4 separate regions of the Homo sapiens genome follow, and all the other regions are linked to region 2. Evidence: chromatin contacts called from ENCODE Hi-C or POLR2A ChIA-PET data. All regions are on one chromosome and are shown on one strand. The core of a region is the stretch at or near the end of the contact, and the rest is flanking DNA. Distances in the headings are between cores, read along the strand shown.

Region 1 (5,137 bases), core at 1,787-4,286, 300 kb after region 2:
GATTTAAGAAGGGTTAATCTGGGAGGCGGAGGTTGCAGTGAGCTGAGTTGGCGCCACTGCACTCCAGCCTAAGCGACAGTGCGAGACTCTCAAAAAAAAAAAAAAAAAGTTATCAGAGAGGACCTGAGGAAAAGCTATTTCTTTTCCTGGAGCAGCTGGTCATGCTAGGATCCAGGAAAAGTAGTCTAGACATGGAAACAGGAGTTGCAAAGATCCTGAGGCAAGGAAGAGACTAGGATGTTCTAGGAACTTTTAGAAGGCTGGTGTTGCTTAGAGTTTTATGAGAAAGACAGAGTAGAATAAGATGAACTCGTAGAGTAAGGCAGCCATGGGAACTGCCTGGGCCTTTATGGACATGAAAAGGATTTCTTATTGTATTCTACATGACATGAAATCCCAATGAAGGGTTTTAGATGTAGGGAGTGGGATTAGGGAGGGGAAGTGATCTGATTTGTATGTTTAAAAAATCATTTTGGCTACAGTACAGAGAATGGATTAGAGGAAAGCAAGGGAAGCCAGGTAAGGTTATTTTGTATCTAGGCAAGAGTTGATGCTAGCTTGGGTTAGAGAGGTTCCCATGGAGTGGAAAGAGGTGGGTGGATTTGAAATACATTTTGGTTGTAGAACAGGCTCTACTACTGCCAGGAGATTGGAAAGGCAGTCTCGAATTGTGGTTAGTAGTATAGGCTCTGAAATTGGACCATAGTTGAAAATTGGACCATGGTTGAAAATCCTTGCTCCTCCAATATACTAGCTATATGAACTAAGGTAAGTTATTTATCTTCTGACTTGATTTCTTAATCTGAAAGATGAGGATAATGATAATCGTACCTATCTCATAGATTTACTGAATGGAGTATAGAATAATTGAATGGAGTATAAGGTAAGAACAATAAGAGGCCGGGTGCAGTGGCTCACGCCTGTAATCCCAACACTTTGGGAGGCCGAGGCAAGTGGATCACCTGAGGTCAAGAGTTCGAGACCAACCTGGCCAACATAGTGAAACCCCCGTCTCGACTAAAAATACCAAAAAAATTAGCCAGGCGTGGTGGTGGGTGCCTATAATCCCAGCTACTAGGGAGGCTGAGGCAGGAGAGGAGAATCGCTTGAACCTGGGAGACAGAGGTTGCAGTGAGCCGAGATTGTGCCATTGCACTCCAGCGTGGGTGACAGAGTGAGACCCTGTCTGAAAAACAAAACAAAACAAAACAAAAAAAAACAGTGAATAAGATCATGGAAATAGTGCTATCTCTTAGCATCGATCATTAGGAAGGGACAGGTATGTGTCGCTGACTCTGGCAACATGAAGGCTTTTGTTGACTTTAGCCAGAGCAGGCTCCATGGAGTGGGGAGTAGAGCCAGTCTGGACCAAATGCCACCGTAAGGGACCTGAATAGGGGCAGTTGGGCATCCCTCCTCTGTCCAATCCCTTGATAGGGAGCAGTTGGATAGACACATACTGCTATGGTCTGAATGTGTTCCCCAAAATTCATGTGTTGAAATTTAATCACCAGTGTGAGAGTATTAAGAAGTGGGGCCTTTAGACAGTGATTAAATCATGAGGGTAGAGCCCTAAGGCATAGGACTAGTGCCCTTATAAAAGATGTTTTGGGGGAGCTCATTCACCTCTCCCCCCCTTTGCCCGTCTGCCCTTTGCCATGTGAGAACACAGCAGCAAGGCACCATCTTGGAAGCAGAGGGCAGCCCTCACCGACACCAAATCTGTGCCTTGATCTTGGACTTCCCAGCTTCTAGAACTGCAAGACATAAAAGCCTATCGTTTCTAAATTATTCAGTCTAAGATATTTCATTATAGCAGCAGGAATGAACCAAGACACATATGTAAAGGGGGAAGGTGTTCCCAGTACCCCAGGAATGAGATGGGGTTAAATGATGGCTAGACACATTTAGAGAAGAAATATGGGCTCAACCACCTGTAAAGTTATTTTCCGTTTTAATATTGCACTTCTGGGCTTCTTCAGGAACTGTGGGTTTATTAATTAAGGATTGGTGGAGAAGACCTAGATACATGAATTCTATTATTTGAATGGTTTTTTTCCTGTAGAAAAGTATGTTTACCTCTGTTAGGATTTGTTTACACTGTAATAATTTACAGACCCAGTTTAGGTTAGGACTTGTTCATAATATACTGTGAAATGAAAGAAACAGGTAAGACAATGCCTATATAGTGAGACTGTTATAAAGCAAAGCCAAAAAAAAAATGTGTTTCTTAAAACCAGTCTGGAAGGATATACTGTCTACAAGATGTTATTGCCAGGTGATGGGCCCCTGGTGAGCTTTATTTTCGTTTTTGGACTTTTCTGATTTTTTTTTTTTTTTTTTAATGAAAGTGGTTTGGGTTTTTTTGTTTTTCTGTTTTTTGTTTTTTTTGTTTTTTGTTTTGTTTTTGTTTTTTTGAGACTGAATCTTGCCTTGCCCAGGCTGGAGTGCACTGGCATGATCTCAGCTCACTGCAACCTCCATCTCCCAAGTTCAAGCAATTCTCCTGCCTCGGCCTCCCAAGTAGCTGGGATTACAGGTGTGTGCCACCATGCCCGGCTAATTTTCTGTATTTTCAGTAGAGACGGAGTTTCACCATGTTGACCAGGCTGGTCTCAAACTCCTGATCTCAGGTGATCTGCACTCAGGCCAGTCTGCCTCAGCCTCCCAAAGTGTTGGGATTACAGATGTGAGCCACTGTGCCCGGCCTGAAAGTGTTTACTTTATAAAAAGAGAATAGAAAATCTTTTCCTTTTAGAGACCATATCTTATTATTATTTGAGAAATGCTTGTCCTCAATTTGTATTGGATTTCTGACCGAGTCATACGTCTCCTTGTGTTTTGCATAGTTGGTATGTTTACCTGCTCACAATCTGATTATTATTTGCTTTTGCAATCTTTTCTCCAGAACAATAAGAATGTAAGGTCATCTAGGCAAGAAACCTGTCTTTCCACTCCTCTGCATGACTCCTGGAGTGCTGTGGGAGTGTGGAGGAACTGCATCTGACTGAGTCATCCTCCCACCTAATGGTCTCACTCCAGAACATCCCCTGGGCTTGGCAGTGAGCGAGTCACCAAGGGAGAATCAGTGACTTCATTGAAATCAAGGAGCTGCAGTAGCAGGATGTTAGCTTATTCAACTAGATCAGGATGCTTTTTAGTGAGTTCGTCTTTATATTGATCTTCTTAACTGGTGATTCTTCTTAGTAAGGCTTTAGACAGAAGCAAAAGCCCTGACATTTCTAAATCAATAAGCTCTTCATATCCTATTTCTCAAACTGATATGTAATAATACAAAGTTTAAGAACTTTAAGGTGGCCTGAAGAGGGAATATTCTCCACATGAAGAGAAATTTAACCCAGAAAGTTTTCTAAAACAATTAGCAATTCTCTGTGCTTAAATGGTGTCACAGATAACTATAAGAACAAATGAATCGATAGTCATTGGTGACAGGATACGGGACAGGAGTAACCAATGGCAGAGTCCCTCAGGATGAGCTTGCTCTCTTTTCCTTGAATTGATTCTACGGGCTGGAAGACTGACTAACCTCTTCATTAGCTCATTGATCAGTCTCAGCCTCTGACTGCAGAGACAGAATGTGATTCCTCACCCAGCATTCCTCCAGGCTCATTCTCCATGGAAATCATCTCTTAAACAGGGTGGAAGATCTCCTCGACCATGTTTGGGATCCATTCCTGTTCCTGTTCTAGGACATTTAGAGAAGACATAGTAATGAGAAAATTTAGTCAAGTGCTAAAACTGTTGCGGGAAATATGGAGAATTTTTTCTTTATATTCTGAGAGACACTATTGCATAAAGGGTTAAAAGTGCAAGTCTGGAGCAAGACTCTCTGAGTTCAGGTTCCATTTAAAGCACTTTCTAGAACTGTAACCTTGGGCATTTATTTAGTTGTCTTACAGTGCCTCAGTTTCCTTTCTTATAATAGAGGGATAACAGTAGTACCTACCTCATCGATCTCTTGAGGGGATTGAATTACATCTAGAGTACTTAGAATAGTGCACCTAGTGACAACTCTTGATTGAGTGATTCTACATTATTAATAACTACAGTATGGCCCTTGAACAACACAGGTTTGAACTTCAGGGGGTCCAATTATACACAGGTTTTTTTTTTTTCAAGTAAATACAAGTTGAAAATGTAGTATTTGCAGAATGCAAATCCTACATGTATGGAGGGCCAACTTTTCCCATACCTGGTTCCTCAGGACTGACTGTGGGACTTGAGTGTGCATAGATTTTGTTATGGACGGGGGCCCTGGAATGAATCCTCTGCATATACTGAGGGATGAATATACATAAAATTAATAAAGAGCATTACATGGAGGCCTTCGTGCACTAATTCTAAAATACTGAATTTGTTAAGACTTTGTGGAGAAATAGGAGGTAGATTGAAAAACAGGACAATAAGCCACAGGTCTGGGCAGGATCTTTAAAGAAGCCATGAAGTCCCTAATCATCTCAGATTTTCCAGTACCTGCAGGTATCAACAGTCAAGTTGCAAAACAGCAAAGATGGCGGCCTGCCCATCCCTCTGGGAGCTGCATCCCAGGGAGGTTTGAAACCTCTGTCAGTCAGAAAGCGCCAGCGTTGGGGTAGCTGGAGACCCCGGTTGGGAGGTCACACCCGGTGAGGAGGAACAGGATCATAGAGCTGCTTTAAAAAGCAATCTGGCCACATTTTCCTAGAGTAGTCCAGCCCCATTTTTAACAAGAAAACTGGCCTTCAGAGAGCTTAAATAGTTTGATCAAAGTCTTAGAGCTACTAAGAGTTCGTCCAGGGACTCAGGCCCAAGGTCTGTGGCATCCTGAAGCGCAGCTCCTTTCTTCCTCTCTCCCCAGTGCCCCACAACCTGTTCCTGAAAAAAGCTCAGGCATTCTTGGTCCCTAAACTCAGCCTTACTCTGTCCTTTTTTCCTCAGTCTTCCTCTCATTCTTGACTTACCATTCCCCTTTCTTCCCTGGGAAAGGAAGCATCTGTACTTCTTTGAAAGTCCTGGGTTTTTAAATTGCCAAGGTAAGAAGAGTTAGTTGAAGAGCTGCTAATGGTTGTAGCCATTTAGCCCTGAATGCAGTCGTGCCTACCTAGCTGGGGTGTCCCTGAATGCGGTCGTGTCCACT
Region 2 (5,479 bases), core at 307-2,806:
ACAAAGATAAGTGTTAAATGGAATCATATGAAACTGCTATTTTTGTAGGTTAGTTGAATTTTAAATACTGGCAATTTCACATGGGTCAACCTAAGTAGACCATGTAATTCCATAATGTGGCTATCTATAGTCTAGAAACTAGACCATAAAGGAATACAAAGAGTGTGTGCATGCACGCATACTCACACTCTTATCTTGAAATGGTTATCCCACATACCCGACAATTTTCATGTTAATGCTGTAACCTATGTGCAATTTTGTTTAACCTTCATGTTACTAATTCCCATTTGTTTTGGCCACCAAGTTTATCATAAGTTCTGGAAGAACACTACAACAAAGCAGGCCTGCAAAATCCAGCCTATCCCCAAAGTACTGTCCAGGTCTTTGCTAGATTATCTCTAAATTGCAAAATGCCTTTCACTGCATGGAGAGGAAAATAAATTCATAAGTAAACAAAAAGTACATTCTCTACCTTGTGGGACGCCGAAATCATGCACATTTAGTATAGCCCAGAAACAAATGCTTCCTACGACTCTGCAGGACCATGTCTAAGAAGGAATATCCTCAAATCCTGAAATATTTCAAACGACTACTTAAGAATGGAGTACATCGACCTCCTCCTACTGCAGAAATTAACTGTTCTATATTTGTATCTCCAAGGTACATTTTTCCTAAAAGAATATCAGCACCAAGGAGACTACACCCCTTACCAAAAAAAAAAAAAAAAAAAGAGGGAGAAGAATCTTTTGAGTCATTGTGCGAATCCCCACGTTGGGCTCCGCATCCTCTCAAGCCGTTCTCCTGTAAATAACCAGACACATCTACACCAATCCACGGTTCTTTCATGGTTCTAAGTTAGTCAGCAGTATTTACAGAGATCTTTCCCGTCACCTAAAAGAAAGGTGCTAACGAACAGCAGTTCCTGGGCGTGAATGCCCGGATCCCGGGATGCAGGCGCTTCTCCCGTCTGCCCTGCGAGCTGCCGGCCCGACAGCCCCATAGACCCCTAGCATTTCTCGAATCCAGGGGCCTCCGAGGTCACCCTGCCTGACACCCTTTCCGCCCCGATTTTCGTGACCGTGCAGCCAGCACTGCCTACTCTGACTGAACAGGGACGATGAACGCAGCTACGCCCCGCGGGTCCACCGATGATGACCGCAGTCACGAAGAGGCCAGACCGCCGCCCGCCTCTCAAGCCCACCCCGGGACCCCGGGTTACTCCGGCACTGATGCCGGCCGCCGCTCGGCCTGCCGGGCCTCAAGGACATTCCTTGCAGTCCCCGCGGGTCCGAGCTGCCACACCGACAAAGCGCAACCGCAGCCCCCTCCAGGTCCGCAGGAGCTGCCGGTAGCCACTTCCCAGGGCCGAGGGAAGCTCCAGAATTGCCACCAACACAGCCCAAACCCCGCTCCCACCCATCTCCGCCCCGCTCCCCGCCGCCCCTGCCCCTCTTCTCGGTCACCGCCCGCCTCACCTCCAGATCTCACTAGAGGCCACCGAACCCCGGCGCCGACGCTCAGCCTGGCTCCAGTTAACGCAGTCGCGGAGCGGAAGGAGCCCTCACCTTACGCACGCTCGGAGCTGGACGAGCCTTCGACCAATAAGAGAGGATCGTTCGATTGTCTAGCCAATCGCCTGGGGGCTGCTCGGCCTGACGGCGCTACGTCACGAACGGTCGCCTTAACAACCGCCCACAGCTCTCTGCAGGGCCAAGAACAGGCACCGCACCATCTCTCACCACGGCTCGGCCAACCAATAGCCGTTCGAGTCCCAGCACTAGGGCCTGCCTATTGGTCCTAGAGCTGTGGGGGCGCACGCATGGCAGCTGCCTAGGCGGAGGCGATAGGGGACCAGGCGGGTGGAGTGTCCCACAGCCTCAGTGCCTGACCCGTGCTCGTCCTGGCTGTGATAGTACAGTAGGAGGCAGTGATAGGAAGCAGAATCGGAGCGTGAGGGAAAACGCAGGGTCAGGTCGATGACTGAAAGCTCAGTTACTAGCGCGGGAGAGATGGAGGGAAGCGGAGGCGGCCATGAGAAAAAGAGGAATATAAAAAAAGGGAAGGTGGCGGCGACGGGCACCTCAAACCTGTAACTGGCCGGTAGCCGAAACCAGCGCTTTCCCGAGATTTACCCATTAGTGTAAATGGCTCCGGTCACCTGCGTCTCTCTCTCTTGTGTGCGACATCCATTGCATACTGGATTCTCTCTGAAATGTGCCTCTCCTGCGTCTTCTGTGCGTTCCTTCTGCTCTCCGCCTGGTGCAGGGCTTTATTATGTCTTACTTAAAACAGTGCAATAGCCTCTCCTAACTGGTCTTCCCAGTCTTACACGCATGCACTTCCCAATCTGTCCTGCAGAACTCCCACATGCAGTATGTGGCATACTACTTCCTATTATGCCATAGACCCAAATCAGCGTTTCTCATTGTCTACTGGATTAAAGAAAGAACCTGTCACCACTAATATGGCCCCACCACACATTTCTGACGTATCTCTACTTTCCTGTGCGAACCTTACAGTTCAGCCAGGAGTAACTGGCCCTTCTTCAGTCACACTCAGTACCTTTTTACCTCCCTGCTTATGTTCTCTTTGTTTACCTTGGATATGCCTACCCATTTTAACTGCTGAGATCCTAAATATCCCTTAAGGACTTTTTCATATGCCACCTCCTTTCCTAATTCCCTCAAACACATCATCACTCCCGACCTTGAAAACCCATAAAATTTCCGTAGTATTTTTTTATTTGTCTTACTATCGTATGTGGAAATTTATTAAGGACAGGAATTGTATTTCACTCAATTTTTAAAGCCCATATTTTGAAACACATTACGAAGAAAACACTAAACACTCCTTAGTTTTAATAAATGATTATAGATTCTTATAATCCTTATATAATAGGTATTATTCCCATTTTACAAAAAAGTAAAAATTAAAGTTTGTCAAGCAACTTGCTGTAGATCACATAGATAATGAGCAAAACTGGAATTTGAACCCAGATCTAATGCTTAGGCTGGTTCTACTGTTCCCCACTGCTTCAGTGTAAGACCTTCATTCATATCTCTTTACCAAATGTTGCCTTTGAAATGCTCATTATGTGAAGTACACACTGTGGTTGGCATGGGAGATATAGTGACAAACATGACAGACATAGTGCCTGCCTTTATGAACCTTGCACAGTAAAGAAAACGGGTGAACTACCCAAAGATTGCAGTGTTCTCTTAGCAGCCTTGTCAAAAAAAAAAAAAAAAAAGAGAGAAAAGTGTGTAAGTACCGAGAGCCTAGAACCTGTCATATTTTTAATGCCGCTAGAAGTCTCAAGGACCAAATATCTCAGAAGTTACAGGTTGTACACATGCCTACTAATGTAATTCAAATAAGGACTAAAGTTGTTACCAAAACAGGCTTTAGCCCAAGATTTAGAAATTTTCATTCGCAAACTGCCTAATTGGGAACTCCAATAGGAATATGAGTTCCAAAGCAAGCAATAAAGAAACACCAGTTGTCTAGTTTTATGCTCTTAAAATAAATTCTATATCCTTCCCAAAAGGTATTTCAAAAGAATCTTTATAGCACTTAACTAATAATTTGTACTTAGTGATAAATCACAAAATTTGGTATGGACACAAGGTAGAAAGGGAGGGTGGGGGAAGCGCCAAGGAAGTCCATGTGCCGCTTCCTCATATGCATTTAACCCTTCAAGGAAAGAGTTTATAAAAGTATAATTTTTTTATTTTTAGAGACAGAGCCCAGGCGGGCGTGCAGTAATGGGTCCGGAATTGGAGGGTTCTTGGTCTCACTGACTTCAAGAATGAAGCCGTGGACTCTCGCGGTGAGTGTTAACAGCTCTTAAGGTGGCGCGTCTGGAGTCTGTCCCTTGTGATGTTCAGATGTGTTCGGAGTTTCTTTCTTCTGGTGGGTTCGTGGTCTCGCTGGCTCAGGAGTGAAGCTGCAGACCTTCGCGGTGAGTGTTATAGCTCTTAAGGCAGCGCGTCCGGAGTTTTTCGTTCCTCCCAGTGGGCTCTTAGTCTTGCTGGGCTCAGGAGTGAAGCTGCAGACCTTCGTGGTGAGTGTTACAGCTCATAAAAGCAGCGTGGACCCAAAGAGTGAGCAGTAGCAAGATTTATTGCAAAGAGCAAAAAAACCAAGCTTCCACAGTGTGGAAGGGAACCCGAGCTGGTTGCCAATGCTGGCTCAGGCAGCCTGCTTTTATTCTCTTATCTGGCCCCACCCACATCCTGCTGATTGGTAGAGCCGAGTGGCCTGTTTTGTCAGGGCACTGATTGGTGCGTTTACAATCCCTGAGCTAGATACAAAGGTTCTCCACGTCCCCATCAGATTAGTTAGATACAGTTTCCACACACAGGTTCTCCAAGGCCCCACCAGAGCATCTAGATACAGAGTGTCGATTGGTGCACTCACAAACCTTGAGCTAAACACAGGGTGCTGATTGGTGTGTTTACAATCCCTGAGCTAGACATAAAGGTTCTCCAAGGCCCCACCAGAGCAGCTAGATACAGAGTGTCGATTGGTGCACTCACAAACCTTGAGCTAAACACAGGGTGCTGAATGGTGTATTTACAATCCCTGAGCTAGATATAAAGACTCTCCACGTCCCCACCAGACTCAGGAGCCCAGATGGCTTCACCCAGTGGATCCTGCACCAGGGCTGCAGGTGGAGCTGCCTGCCAGTCCCGCGCCGTGCGCTCACACTCCTCAGCCCTTGGGTGGTCGATGGGACTGGGCGCCGTGGAGCAGGGGGTGGTGCTCGTCGGAGAGGCTGGGGCTGCACAGGAACCCACGGAGTGGGTGGGAGGCTCAGGCATGGCGGGCGGCAGGTCCCGAACCCTGCCCTGCGGGAAGGCAGCTAAGGCTCCGTGAGAAATCGAGCGCAGCGCCGGTGGGCTGGCACTGCTAGGGGACCCAGTACATCCTCCGCAGCCACTGGCCTGGGTGCTAAGTCCCTCATTGCCCGGGGCCAGCAGGGCTGGCTGGCTGCTCCGAGTGTGGGGCCCGCCAAGCCCACGCCCACCCGGAACTCCAGCTGGCCCGCAAGCGCCGCACGCAGCCCCGGTTCCCGCTCACGCCTCTCCCTCCACACCTCCCTGCAAGCTGAGGGAGTGGGCTCCAGCCTTGGCCAGCCCAGAAAAGGGCTCCCACAGTGCAGTGGAGGGGGGGGCTGAAGGGCTCCTCAAATGCTGCCAAAGTGGGAGCCCAGGCAGAGGAGGTGCCAAGAGCAAGCGAGGGCTCTGAGGACTGCCAGCACGCTGTCACCTCTCAGTAACACGATCTTAGCTCACTGAAACCTCTGCCTTCTGGGTTCAGCGATTCTCTTGCCTCAGTCTCCTGGGTAGCTGGGATTACAGGGGTGCACCACCATGCCCGGCTAATTTGTGTGTGTGTGTGTGTGTGTGTGTGTGTGTGTGTGTGTGTGTGTATATGTATACATACACTTTGTTTTTCTTTTTGAGACGGAGTCTCG
Region 3 (5,840 bases), core at 1,468-3,967, 380 kb before region 2:
TCAAATCCTTAACAAGTCCTGCATAGTTGGGCCTCCATCTCTATCTGCAGCCTCATCCTGTGCCACTTTCTCTTCACTCACTTAGCCCTTTCTTACCTTAAGACCATGGCATGCCGTCCCCAACAGAACATCTTGAGTGATAAGAACATGGACTCTGTTCTTACCAGCTACATGAACCTGGGAAAGCTGCATAACCTCTCTGTGCTTCAGTTTCTCTATCTGAAAAATGAGGATAAGAATAGCACCTACGTTAATTTAATTCTCAGTGAGCGAATTCCTACCCTCATTTTTCAGATACAGAAACCGAAGTACAGAGAGGTTATGCAGCTTGCCCAGGTTCACACAGCTGTTATGTATTCATATGTGTGGTGGATTTGTTGGTTTGATATCGGTTTTTCCCATTAGACTCTTAGTTCCATGAGGGCAAACTGTGTTTTGCTCACCACTCTATCCCCAGCACCAACAAAAATTTGCTTTGCCTGTGACAGATGTTAAATATTTGTGTTGAATGAATAAATAATTATGAAGGGTTCAAGCTGGCAACCAAGTTATTATGGGTTTGTGGGGGCTTTAAATTCTCTCTCTCTCTCTTTCCCTCCCTCTCTAGGAACCTTGGGAAAAGATATCAGTTCTAAATTCATAACATCCAGACAAGGTTCTGTCTCTTTCTCTCTATAGTTTTACAGGAGAATGGGATTGTTTACTAAATGGTTTGCGATAAAAATCTCTCCTCCCCAAAAAGGAAGACAGAAAAGAGAAACTTGGAGCCTAGTGGCAGGAGGGCACCAGAAGAGTGATTCAGTATCAATTATAGTGTATGGGGTCACCAAAAGGCAATTCAATTAAAAAACAAATACTAGAACCAAGTATGAATTTGCAGCTATTAATAGGAACTTGTCCTCTATAATAAGCATGAAAAAAAAGGGGGAGAACAAACATAATTTATGCCAAAGAAACTTCTGGTGCTCTTCTTACTTGTTTGTGTAAGTAGAAGTCTGGTTCTGCCAACATAAAAGTAAGTGAGACCCAGGTTATGTCATTTCTATCTACAGAAAAAGAAACCTTATACTGGAGGTAACAGAAGGGAGCCTGAAAACTCACCCAGATCTCAGTATCTGTTCTTCAGATTGCAGAACCCCAGTCTGGGCTACTTAGGTACCTTTGCCATCTGGGTCCTCATACCTCTAGCCTATCTGTTGCCAATGTAAGTTGAAAGACTATATGTTTGTGTGTTCGGTGTTTTAGATATATTAATTCCTTTAATCTCCTACCACCTTAGTATGTGAGTAGTATTATCCAAGGTGACAGCGAGTAGATGGTAAAGCTAGATTATAATTATGATCTGATTCTAAGGCCAATACTTCACCAGAAGGCTCTATCTTGAAGTCTGACACGTTTGAGATTAGTTAAAACTAGACTACCAATTTTGGTTTTTTCTTTGTTTTTTGAGACAGAGTCTCACTATCACCCAGGCAGGAGTGCAGTGGCGATATCTTGGCTCACTGCAACCTCTGCCTCCTGGGTTTAAGGGATTCTCCTGCCTCAGCCTTCGGAGTAGCTGGGACTACAGGCGTAAGCCACCACACCCGGCTAATTTTTGTATTTTTAGTAGAGATGGGGTTTCACCATGTTGGCCAGCCTGGTCTCGAACTCCTGACCGCAGGTGATCCGCCTGCCTCGTCCTCCCAAAGTGTTGGGATTACAGGCGTGAGCCAACGCGCCCAGCCTAGACTAGCAATTTCTCAAAGGGTGGTCTGCAGACTCCTGCATCAGAATCACTGGCAGTGTGTGTTAAAAATTCAGATTTCCTGACGGTGTCCATGACCGAAGGAATCAACACCTTCGGCCGGGCGTGGTGGCTCACGCCTGTAATCCCAGCACTTTGGGAGGCCGAGGTGGGCGGAACACCTGAGGTCAGGAGTTCGAGACCAGCCTGGCCAACATGGTGAAACTCCATCTCTACTAAAAATACAAAAATTAGCCAGGCGTGGTGGCGGTCGTCTGTAATCCCAGCTACTCGGGAGGCTGAGGCAGGAGAATCCCTTGAACCTGGGAGGCGGAGGTTGCAGTGAGCCGAGATAGTGCCACTGCACACCAGCCTGGACGGCAGAGCAAGACTCCATCTCAAAAAAAAAAAAAGCACCTCCAAGTGATTCTGTTGCAGGGGATCTGTGGATGATGCAGATTTTTTTTTTGTTTTTAATTTTTTATAGAGAAAGGGTCTCCCTATGTTCCCCAGACTAGTCTCGAACTCCCGGGCTCAAGCGATCCTCCCACTTCGGCCTCCCAAAGTGCCGGGATTACTGGCATGAACCACCACACCTGGCCCAGAATTTCGGATTGTTCTTATGCAGACGAAAGCATTAGGACTCATATCTAGGTTACCGGAATTGTTGAAAGCCAACAGCACACGGCATTAGCCAACTTCAGCCCTGCTCAACAGCCTCTATCCAAATCAGCTCCCGGAGCCGCTTAGCAGCCTGCAGCCGCTGAACAGAACTGAGCACGCGCAATATTTAATCCCCACGGGCGCTGGGTGGGGCTCCCTAGGACCCCGCCCCCTACCAACCTGCGGAGCCAGGGGGCGGGGCTCTCCAAAGTAATTCCGGCTTCTCCCGGCAGCGGCCCAAATCCCCGCCCCCAGCTCTCGGACCAATCAAACGGCAGATTGCTGAAACAAAGGACCAATGCCCAGGGCGGTCCTTAATTCCTCCCTGCAGTTTGAAACTGTCAGGTTGCCGTCTAGGTAGCGGTTGTGCTTGCTGAGGCTGCACTTGCTGACACTGCAGCTGCGACGCGGCTAAGAGGCGCAGAGCGAGGAGTCGGGATTTGGTCGCGAGCGGCGACGGTGGGTAGCAGCGCTCCGGGCAGATCCTGCGTCCCTGCATCCCTGGCGAAAGTAGTGGAGGGAGATTTAAAGTTCCTTGGCGCGTGTTTCCTCCCCCTGGGCTCTTCCCCAGACCGCGAGTGATTCAGCTGTTGTGCCGGAAGGTCCCAAAGTTTCCCCTCCGAGGCGTGCAGGAAGAGGAAGTGAGCAGGAGTGAGGGATGCTGAGCGATTACTGTCATCAGAGGTTCCGGTCACTTAAAACGTTGAGAAAAAATAACCATGTATAAAGCTCTGTTGTGCTTAAGTAAGATTTTTCTTAAAACAGGCTGGGTCGGAAGGTGATGGAAGAAAACTTATGGCCTTTTGCTTACTGCAATGGCTTTTCTCCTCTGCTTCTAGTCCCTGCTTTGGGGAGGGGCTGGCGCGCCCCTTTCCTTGAGTGCAGCTAGGCCTGGTGAAAGGCACAGGCGACATCACCCTGCTGCTAGTTTGCATGTTAATTCGCTCTTCCTTTGCCTCTTGGGGGTTCCATTTGAATTCCCAGACCCCTGTTTTGCTGTCAGCCAGATAATTACCAAGATGTTATTTTATGTTTCTGGCAACAGAGAAGCACACAAAAGTTTTGATCTTGTTTTCTGATACCTTGGATTAGAGACTACTGAAAATGTAGTGAACTAATGTGCGTCCGCCACCCATTAAAGCAGTTTTCATTTTTCTCCTTTGTTTCTGAACCTAGAAACAGTAAGGAAAATGCTACTGTTCTAGAGTTTCAAATAACTCATACCTTGTTGACATAAAGCAGGGCAGATGGAAGATAGCATATTTTCCAAGAGTGCGGTGGGTTTTTTTGTGTCTGCAGTGTGTCCATATTAAGAAACAATTTTTGAGATCTGACCATACTTACTAGCTCATTTTTAAATAATCAGCACCCCCCCCCCCCCACCCCTGTTACCTGCCTGGTCTCAAATCCTGAAGGAAGAAGTGAATAAAAATATAAATGGACCAAGTTATCACAGTGGTAGATTTGAAGTCAGTGAAGCAGCCATTCCTTGCTGCAGATACATGCACTTATTTTATCCTCCCTAATTGGCTTAACTAAAGACAGTCATGCTGAGATTTAGTTTACTTAACATGTGTATGCACAGTGATACTCACTGGAAAAAGTTGAACTTTCCTTTCCACAATTTAGTTCCAGCCTGTGTTTCCATTCTATTTTTGCACTTTTCCCTGTATCTTCCTTTTCTATTTCAATTTCCTCATCTCTCATTTATTTTTCAGCCCACTGTGACTAAGACCTGTAATTGTTTTACTTTCCAGTGAAATTGTTCAAGCAAACGTCTCAGCAACCTCCTAATCTCCAAATTCTATCCAATCCTCATGGTTCTTTGGCATCTAATTCTATTTTCTTCTCAAAGTTGTGATATTGCTTCCATAGTTCTAATGTTCTGACTTCCTTTGCTGACTCCTCTTCTTTGCTGACTGTTCTTCTCTTGCCCTTTAGATGTTAGTGGTTCTGGCTTTAACCCTCTTCTCATTCACAGTCGTAGTCCTTAACTCTATTAGGGCTATGGTCCCCTCTGAACGCATATTTAAAGCGAAAGATCTTCTTTCTAGAAAAATACACATTCACATTTATGATAAAAATATTGCATACGAGTCGGGTATAGGGACCTGATATGGTTAGGTCTTGTGTCCCCACTCAAATCCCATCTTCAATTGTAATCTCCACATGTAGGGGAAGGGAAGTGATTGGATTATAAGGGCGATTTCCCCCGTGCTGTTCTCATGATAGTGAATTCTCACGAGATCTGATGGTTTTATAAATGGTAGTTTTTCCTGCACTCTCTCACATACTGTCTCACCTGCCGCCATCTAAGATGTGCCTGCTTCCCCTTCTACCATGATTTTAAGTTTCCTGAGGCCTCCCCAGACATGCGGAACTGTGAGTCAATAAAAATTCTTTTATTTATAAATTACCCAGTTTTGGGCAGTTCTTTTTTTTTTTTTTTTTTTTTGAGACGGAGTCTCACTCTGTCGCCCAGGCTGGAGTGCAGCGGCGCGATCTTGGCTCACTATGAGCTCCGCCTCCCGGGTTCACGCCATTCTCCTGCCTCAGCCTCCCAAGTAGCTGGGACTACAGGCGCCCACCACCACGCCAGGCTAATTTTTTGTATTTAGTGGAGACGGGGTTTCACCGTGTTAGCTAGTATGGTCTTGATCTCCTGACCTCGTAATCCTCCCACCTCAGCCTCCCAAAGTGCTGGGATTGCAGGCATGAGCCACCGTGCCCGGCCTGGGCAGTTCTTTATAGCAGTTTGAAAAACGTACTAATACAGGACCTCAGGATAAGAACTTTTTCTCACATTCCTTTTTTATAGGTGGTCTCATCCATTCCCTTTTTTCAGCAGTTCCCATTATGCCAGTGATTCCTCAAACTGGATCTCCAACTTATACCTCCAGTGCGGCGCTCCCACAATGCTTAACTCCAGGAAACACCATTCACAGTGTAGCCATTGTGAATGGCAGTTCTTGGAGTAGCGCACTACGTAGCCAGTGTGACCACAGACTGCATACTTGCAGCTTTACCCTAGTGCCTCAGAGGCATCCTCACACCCAGCTCATCTGATATGGCACTCATTGTCCTTCCTCCCAACCTGCTCATCTTCCTACCTTCCTTGCCTTGGTGAGTGGCACTATCCATCTAGTTACCCAAACCGGAGATCTGGAAGCCACCAACAGTTCTTTTTAACCCCTTGATCTATTATTGATCATTTTCTCTTTCCATCACCATAACACAACTGTCTTGTAGTCATACCCTCCATCCCCTTCCCATTGCTACTTCCTAGACTTAGGTCATCATTTATCTTCTTAATTACTATCAAAGAGAACATTTATCTCTTAGACTACTGCAGTCAGCTCTCAATTGATCTCTCTCTCTTTTTTTTTTGAGACGGAGTCTCTGTCACCCAGGCTGGAGTGCAGTGGTGCGATCTTGGCTCACTGCAGCCTCC
Region 4 (5,720 bases), core at 1,112-3,611, 360 kb after region 2:
TATCTGCAAGGAAGTCTGGGAAAACAGGAAACAGTGTTGTCATGATTGGTTTATGTTTAAGTGTGATTTAGCGCTGACATATTGCCATCCCAAAAGAACTAGAGAAGGAGGGGGTGGGGGATAGAGGATACTGGAGCTCTGTAACTGAGGCAACCAACCGGGTCATCTTCACAAAGTAAGGCCAGCTTATCTCTCCAGTTGGGTCTTTTTGCCTTGGATACAGTCCACCCAGGCTTTTCTGACAATTGGCTGCTTTCCAACCTTTCTATATTTGATAAGGGTTTCTGTGTCCTGAAGGCTGGGGATAACATTCTAACACCCTCTAGAAGTTACTTCTCACCTTTGGGGAGATCTTTGAATCTCTAAAATATCAGACCAAAAAGAAATCATCAATTAAACTACTAATCGTTTCAGCCTCTGTATTTAAATTTTCTGTTATTTGCTTTTAACTAAAGTTAAAAGAGCAAGTGGACATAGAATCCAAGTGAATTCTACTCCACTAACTTTAAAGGTCAACTCAGTAAAGTACATCTAAGGGTCCATTGCTTTATTTATTCTGCCTCGTTCACTCAGAGGTGATCGGAGAAAATAAAGATCCAGTTGTTTCTAGCATTCTCCCTAGCAGTTATGGCCGAGAAGTGTGAAGTTTCACGTAGATTGATGGAGCAGTTCAAAAACTGCAAGCCTAACTTCTAGACCCAAGGAGGCATTTTCTTTGGCCAGGGAAAGATCATTCTGTGCAAATGGTTGGAGTTTAAGTTTGGGTCACTGGCAGAGTCTCTAGGCACTTAGGTGTTAACTTTACAGTAGAGGAAAAAGCAATTATTTTTACACCAGCATTTTAAGTCCTAAGATTAACTTTAGAAGTGTCAGGAAAAGGGGAAAGTAGTTCTTATCTTCACCTAGTAAAGACAAACGACCTACTTTTTAATTTAGTCATGTAAAAATACATTATGTGAAGAAAATCAAATATTCTCTCTTCCCTGGATACTGAGACTAATTCTCCATGAGACTTTATTTGTTTCATGAAACAATTGAATAAATTCTCAGAAGAATGAACTGCTAAGGCAAATGTGGCTTGAGAAAGATTCTTGAGGAAGAAAAATCTTAAGGTTTAGGTGATTAGAGAGTCTAAAGATGGGTTGGCTGTGGAAGAGTATTAGAGGAGAGAGGACTAGCTTGTAAGATAGTATCTGGCTGGAAGAGAGGTAGGATGAGATCCGAGAAGAATTGACAGGCACTCCATTGGGCATTTCTTATGTTAGTAAGAATGGGCTAAGTTATGCTGCAGTAACAAACAAGCCCCAGATCTCAAAGGTTTAACACAATAAAAGTTTATTTTCATCTCAGGCAATGTCTTTTGCGGGTCAAGGCAACTCTCTAGGGCAGTTGTCCTCTGTGTGGTACCCGAGTTATCCAGGCTGCTTCAATCTTTTGGGTCTTCCATCTCAGCATACAATCTTCTCCATGGTTGCCTAAGTTGGGGAAGAAAGAGTTGGGCGAATCACACTGTCTCACCTGGAAATGATGTGTATCATTACACTGGCCATGATAACTAGTTACATGGCCCTATCCAACTGCAAAGAAACTGAGAAGTACAGTCTTCCATATGCCTAGGATAGGAGAAGGAACAGATATTGGTAAATATAGTGATATTGAACATACTACTTTAATTCACAAGTCTTGTCTTAAAGAAGAATTCTGTACCAAGTTCTCCCTGAGTTCAGAATGTCTTTCCAGAAGGGGTTCGGGGCAATCTTGTGGCTAAAAGAGGTGTGAAAGGGACTTATTTTTAAGCTGCATTTACATATCAAGAAATAAGTCTTTATTTAGATTGAATGTTTATTTCAGGCAGCTTTAGGGGATGCTAATGAAGGCTATGTAGAAGTGAGCAAAATCCTCCAATCCCACCTCCCTCCCCTTCCCTACCTTGGCACTTACAGTGTCAGAGTTTCTTTATAAGTGCTGTAAGTGTGATACAGTGAGCAATTGCACATTTGGTACCAGCCAAAACCCCAAATGGGCAGGCCACCAATGGGCTACTGGTGGCAGGGAGGCCTGGGAAGCAGTGGCAGGCTCCCTACAACGTGGTACCTCAGTCTGTGCTGATATCTTGTTCCAATCTGTTTCCTGTAAACATCAGCAGCTTTCACACCTTGCATCACAGTAACGTGTCTTCTCAGAAAAAGCAAGCAGAAAAGCAAAATCAGTAAGATTATTGCTGCAACTCTTGGACTACAAATGTGTCTCCTATTATGATTAAGACTGTGCATTTGTGTCTGAAAGAACAAGAAAGTGAAGAGTAAATATGCATGCAGTTTTATCAGTGGGAACGTGTCTGCTAAGCATTTACCTCAAATGAGCTGAGAGGAGGGCAGACAGGAAGACATGCAGTCAAATGATTCACATCCCTTTGACACTAGAAGTTTCTGATCAGTCTAGGGAATCAGAAATCATACTCTATAAGGGACAGAGATTGTGAGAGTTTTATCATCTAAAACAGTCACATTGACCCTTCAGGTGGCATTGACAGTCATTTTCCAATCTGCCAAATATGGTAACCCGATGCAGGCATTGTGCTTTGTGTCATCTCAAGGCTCAGTCTGTGTTGCACACCAAACTGTAGTATTTTATGAGTCTGTCTAATGGAAACTAACAGCAAGTACATTTGTCTTTAGTGGTCCCAATGGCAGTCCCCAGATGTGCAGAGCGTTCCTCCCGCTCTCTGCTAACTCGGGACACCTCTGGTTATGATGCCCAATCTTGAGAATTCCTCTCTAAATCATCCTGTCTTTGTTTTATTCCCTTAGCTGATTATTCTGAAAACTATTGTGGTTAGTAGATAATAATTAATAAGTTTTCTGTCTTATCAATTAATTATTCAAATCAATTTATTATAATTCTTCAAATGTGTCAATCCAGCCATTTATCTATGTTTTCCCCTCTATTCAACAAATATTTTTTGAACAAAATGCTGTATGTAAAATATGCTGTTGGTGACATGGAGGATTTAGGGGGAAAGGGAGTGGTCAAATAGAGCTAGTAAAGGTACCTAAGCTTCTGGGCAGGACACCAACAGCAACCACTCCAGGAGGCGACATTTAAGCAGAGATTGGAATGACAAGAAAAAGCTGGTCACACCAAATACAGAGGAAGAGTGAGCTTGGCAAGTCTAGGGCCTAGAAGAAGGTCAATAGGCCTGCACTGTAGGGGGTGAAGCTCTAGAGAGAGTGGTATCAGAGACCAATCACACAGAACTTTGTCAGCCCAGAAAGGCTTTCAAAAGACATTGGTGGTTTTAAATCGGGGCACATGATTGAATTCTGGATTTTTCTGATGTGAGCCCATCTCTGGCCTGAAGTTGCCTTCCATTTATAGTGTGATACTAGTGTAAACAAAAATTATGGGAGGCCATTTTTTAGGCTGAGCTCTAGCACTAGGCCGCAACAGACCAGTCCAAACCAAAATGAAGTCACTCATGCTAAATGCCACGTAATCAAACTGAAACTTTAAGGAAACAGATACGTCCCCACAGCCCTATATTTGCTGAAAACAGGAGAGATTCCAGTCTACCTGAGTTGGCATAATAATGAAGTCCCCTCTGTTTAACCCTTATCAAAAAAGTAACCTGAAATTGACCAATCACCTTTTTTTCTTGTTCTGTTTTCTTGTCCCCACCTTGCAAAACCCACCATTCTGCCATTGCCCAGAGTGGGGGTGGCGGTGGGAATGGGGGACTCTGATTCTATTTTAGAATGAAAGCCACCCCATTCATGAATTACAAACAAAAGCCAAATTCAATCTATAACTAAATTTGTTGGAATTTTGTCTGACACCAGTTTTTCCATTTAAGATCATAATATAAAGTGTCCTTTTAAAGTAAATACATTTAAGGAAACAGAGCAAGGCCTTATAAAAATATTAAGTAAATAATACAGAGATAGCTGAACCGTAAAGGTGGAAACACTGCCCTCAGGCAGAGCAAAATGAAAGAATCTTTTGGGGTCCCAAACTGCTTAGGAAATCAGATGCCCAGTGTTTTGCAAGGATTTGAGAAGCCAACAAGCTATAGAAGAAGGCAGATGGTTTTCTGAAAGACCCAAGGTGTCTACATAAAGTTAACAGAATATTCCTTATGCCCTGGGTCACCTGACTGATGGCCAGGAAGCATCAAGGGTTCCTGTATCTTCCACACACACCATTTAGAATGCTGGTTATTGTCTCTTTGTAACTCTGCATTTTAATTTACCTTTTAAGTTGCTCTTGATAAATATTTTAAACAGATTTCCCCAGAACAAAATATTAGGGGATAGGGAGAAGGGGATGCACAGTGTAATTTATTCTCAGCCTTATACGCTGTTAAGAATGGCCTCAAGATTACAGAAGCATAACTCTGACAATTGAATATCCACTGACACACAGAATTAAAATGCCAACAATTACATTTGTTTAAATGCCAAGTTTTCCTTAAGATTTATTTAAAAATCTACATTTCTGAAAATATCTGCACTTCTGAAATCAGATTCAGTCTCAGAACATATGTTAAAGAAGAAAAAAAACCTTACCAGGATATACAGAAACCTGATTTTTTAAAATGTGCCTTGAAGTTATGATATAAATGTAAAAGAAGTAAGACTCTCAATCTCATTGTTAAAATGAGTCATAGCATTTGGTATTTCTATCATGCATGTGATAGAAAAGTGCTAATAATGCTTTTCTGACTTGACACCAATCATACAGGTATACAGGTAAGGATACAGATGTCAATACATTAGTACCAAGGTAGCGAATTATGAAGACAACTGTCTCAGTCTGTTCCTGCTGCTATAACAAATACCTTAAACTGGGTAACTTATAAATTATAGAAATTTATTTCTCACAGTTCTAGGGGCTGGGAAGTCCAAGATCAAGACACCAGCAGATTCAGTGTCTAGTGAGGGCTGCTCTGTGCTTCATGGGTGCCACCCTGCTGCTGTGTCTTCATATGGCAGAAGGAGCAAAAAGGGTCAAACTCCCTCCAGCCCTTTCATAAGGACACTAATGTCATTCATGAGGGGAGAGCCCCCATGACGTAATTACCTGCCAAAGGCCGCACACTTAGTACCATCATTTTGTGGTTAGGTTTCAATATATGAATTTTCAAGGGACACAGACATTCAAACCATAACAACAGCCAATCAGACTTGCAGGTTTCTAAAGAGTCTTTAGACTCTTGCAGGATTCCTTATTCAAATCATGCCTTCAAGATCCCATTACAATTCAAATCATGCCTTCAAGGTCTCATTACAATTATACACCTTCATACAAGTCTTCATGTTGCACAGGACAACAAGAATAAATGTTCTTGCAAGGTTTTACATTCTAATTCCTTATCAATACTGATTCTGTTAACTGATCTGTGACATAAATGATCCTCTCCCACTGAAGCTTCAGGGGAAAGAGACACCTTCATCTTTTTATGAGCCTCTTTTTGTTCATTATGATATCTTGCATTTTTAAAGCCATGTGCCAGAATTTCATCAGTCAGCTTTCAAAACAAGAGTCAGGCCTGTAGAGCCCAATTTTATTTTCTCCAAAAGATTTTATTGTCTCTAAAAATAGGGACAGGGATAAAAAGAATTTTACTGGAATACAATTAAATAGAAGTGTAGCAGTACGAGCCGCAGACAAAACTCCTCAGACACCAAGTTAAAGAAGGAAGGGGTTTATTTGGCCGGAGG

Evidence for each region. Hi-C counts contacts between places; a loop is a spot of excess contacts on that map. ChIA-PET counts read pairs that join two places held with the same protein, here RNA polymerase II (POLR2A). Pooled maps may share reads with other maps.
Region 1: a loop to region 2 is called in a map of PC-9, with 6 times the contacts of the local background. The contact joins the enhancer-like site here to the promoter of HMGCR in region 2. A Hi-C loop is called at or near these places in 7 of 168 maps with a recorded cell type or tissue (CD4-positive, alpha-beta T cell, CD8-positive, alpha-beta T cell, HCT116 and 4 more), 9 of 37 single-sample maps with no recorded cell type and 8 of 50 pooled maps. POLR2A ChIA-PET finds 5 or more read pairs at or near these places in 9 of 52 experiments (AG04450, HEK293T, MCF 10A and 5 more).
Region 3: a map of B cell shows a loop between it and region 2 (16-fold over the local background). The contact joins the promoter of POC5 here to the promoter of HMGCR in region 2. A Hi-C loop is called at or near these places in 15 of 168 maps with a recorded cell type or tissue (B cell, CD4-positive, alpha-beta T cell, CD4-positive, alpha-beta memory T cell and 10 more), 14 of 37 single-sample maps with no recorded cell type and 33 of 50 pooled maps. POLR2A ChIA-PET finds 5 or more read pairs at or near these places in 23 of 52 experiments (A549, AG04449, AG04450 and 17 more).
Region 4: a loop to region 2 is called in a pooled map, with 4 times the contacts of the local background. The contact joins the enhancer-like site here to the promoter of HMGCR in region 2. A Hi-C loop is called at or near these places in 4 of 50 pooled maps. POLR2A ChIA-PET finds 5 or more read pairs at or near these places in 5 of 52 experiments (A673, Caco-2, HEK293 and 2 more).

The regions. Positions count from the first base shown.
Region 1 is chr5:75,035,155-75,040,291 of GRCh38, reverse strand. All of the region lies in intron 3 of GCNT4 (glucosaminyl (N-acetyl) transferase 4), which reads left to right. Among named protein-coding and RNA genes, the nearest start is that of GCNT4, 15 kb to the left of the region's middle. RefSeq lists an enhancer at 2,517-3,716. Within about 2 kb of position 3,036, at least 2 of the 41 ENCODE cell types and tissues checked have a DNase peak (open chromatin) inside an H3K27ac peak, as active enhancers do; they include HCT116, where a contact is called at or near this core.
Region 2 is chr5:75,333,297-75,338,775 of GRCh38, reverse strand. HMGCR (3-hydroxy-3-methylglutaryl-CoA reductase) reads right to left here and starts at 1,556. Exons shown (of 20, transcript NM_000859.3): 1 at 1,476-1,556. RefSeq lists enhancers at 526-1,084, 1,085-1,645 and a silencer at 1,325-1,444.
Region 3 is chr5:75,714,314-75,720,153 of GRCh38, reverse strand. POC5 (POC5 centriolar protein) reads left to right here and starts at 2,717. Exons shown (of 12, transcript NM_001099271.2): 1 at 2,717-2,848. It overlaps LOC441087 (a long non-coding RNA gene), which reads right to left and starts at 2,722. Exons shown (of 3, transcript NR_149046.1): 1 at 2,570-2,722; 2 at 97-219. RefSeq lists an enhancer at 3,012-3,321.
Region 4 is chr5:74,971,357-74,977,076 of GRCh38, reverse strand. It overlaps LOC105379040 (a long non-coding RNA gene), which reads right to left. Exons shown (of 2, transcript XR_948485.3): 2 at 1,319-1,475. Among named protein-coding and RNA genes, the nearest start is that of GCNT4, 78 kb to the left of the region's middle. RefSeq lists an enhancer at 2,963-3,464. Within about 2 kb of position 2,361, at least 3 of the 41 ENCODE cell types and tissues checked have a DNase peak (open chromatin) inside an H3K27ac peak, as active enhancers do.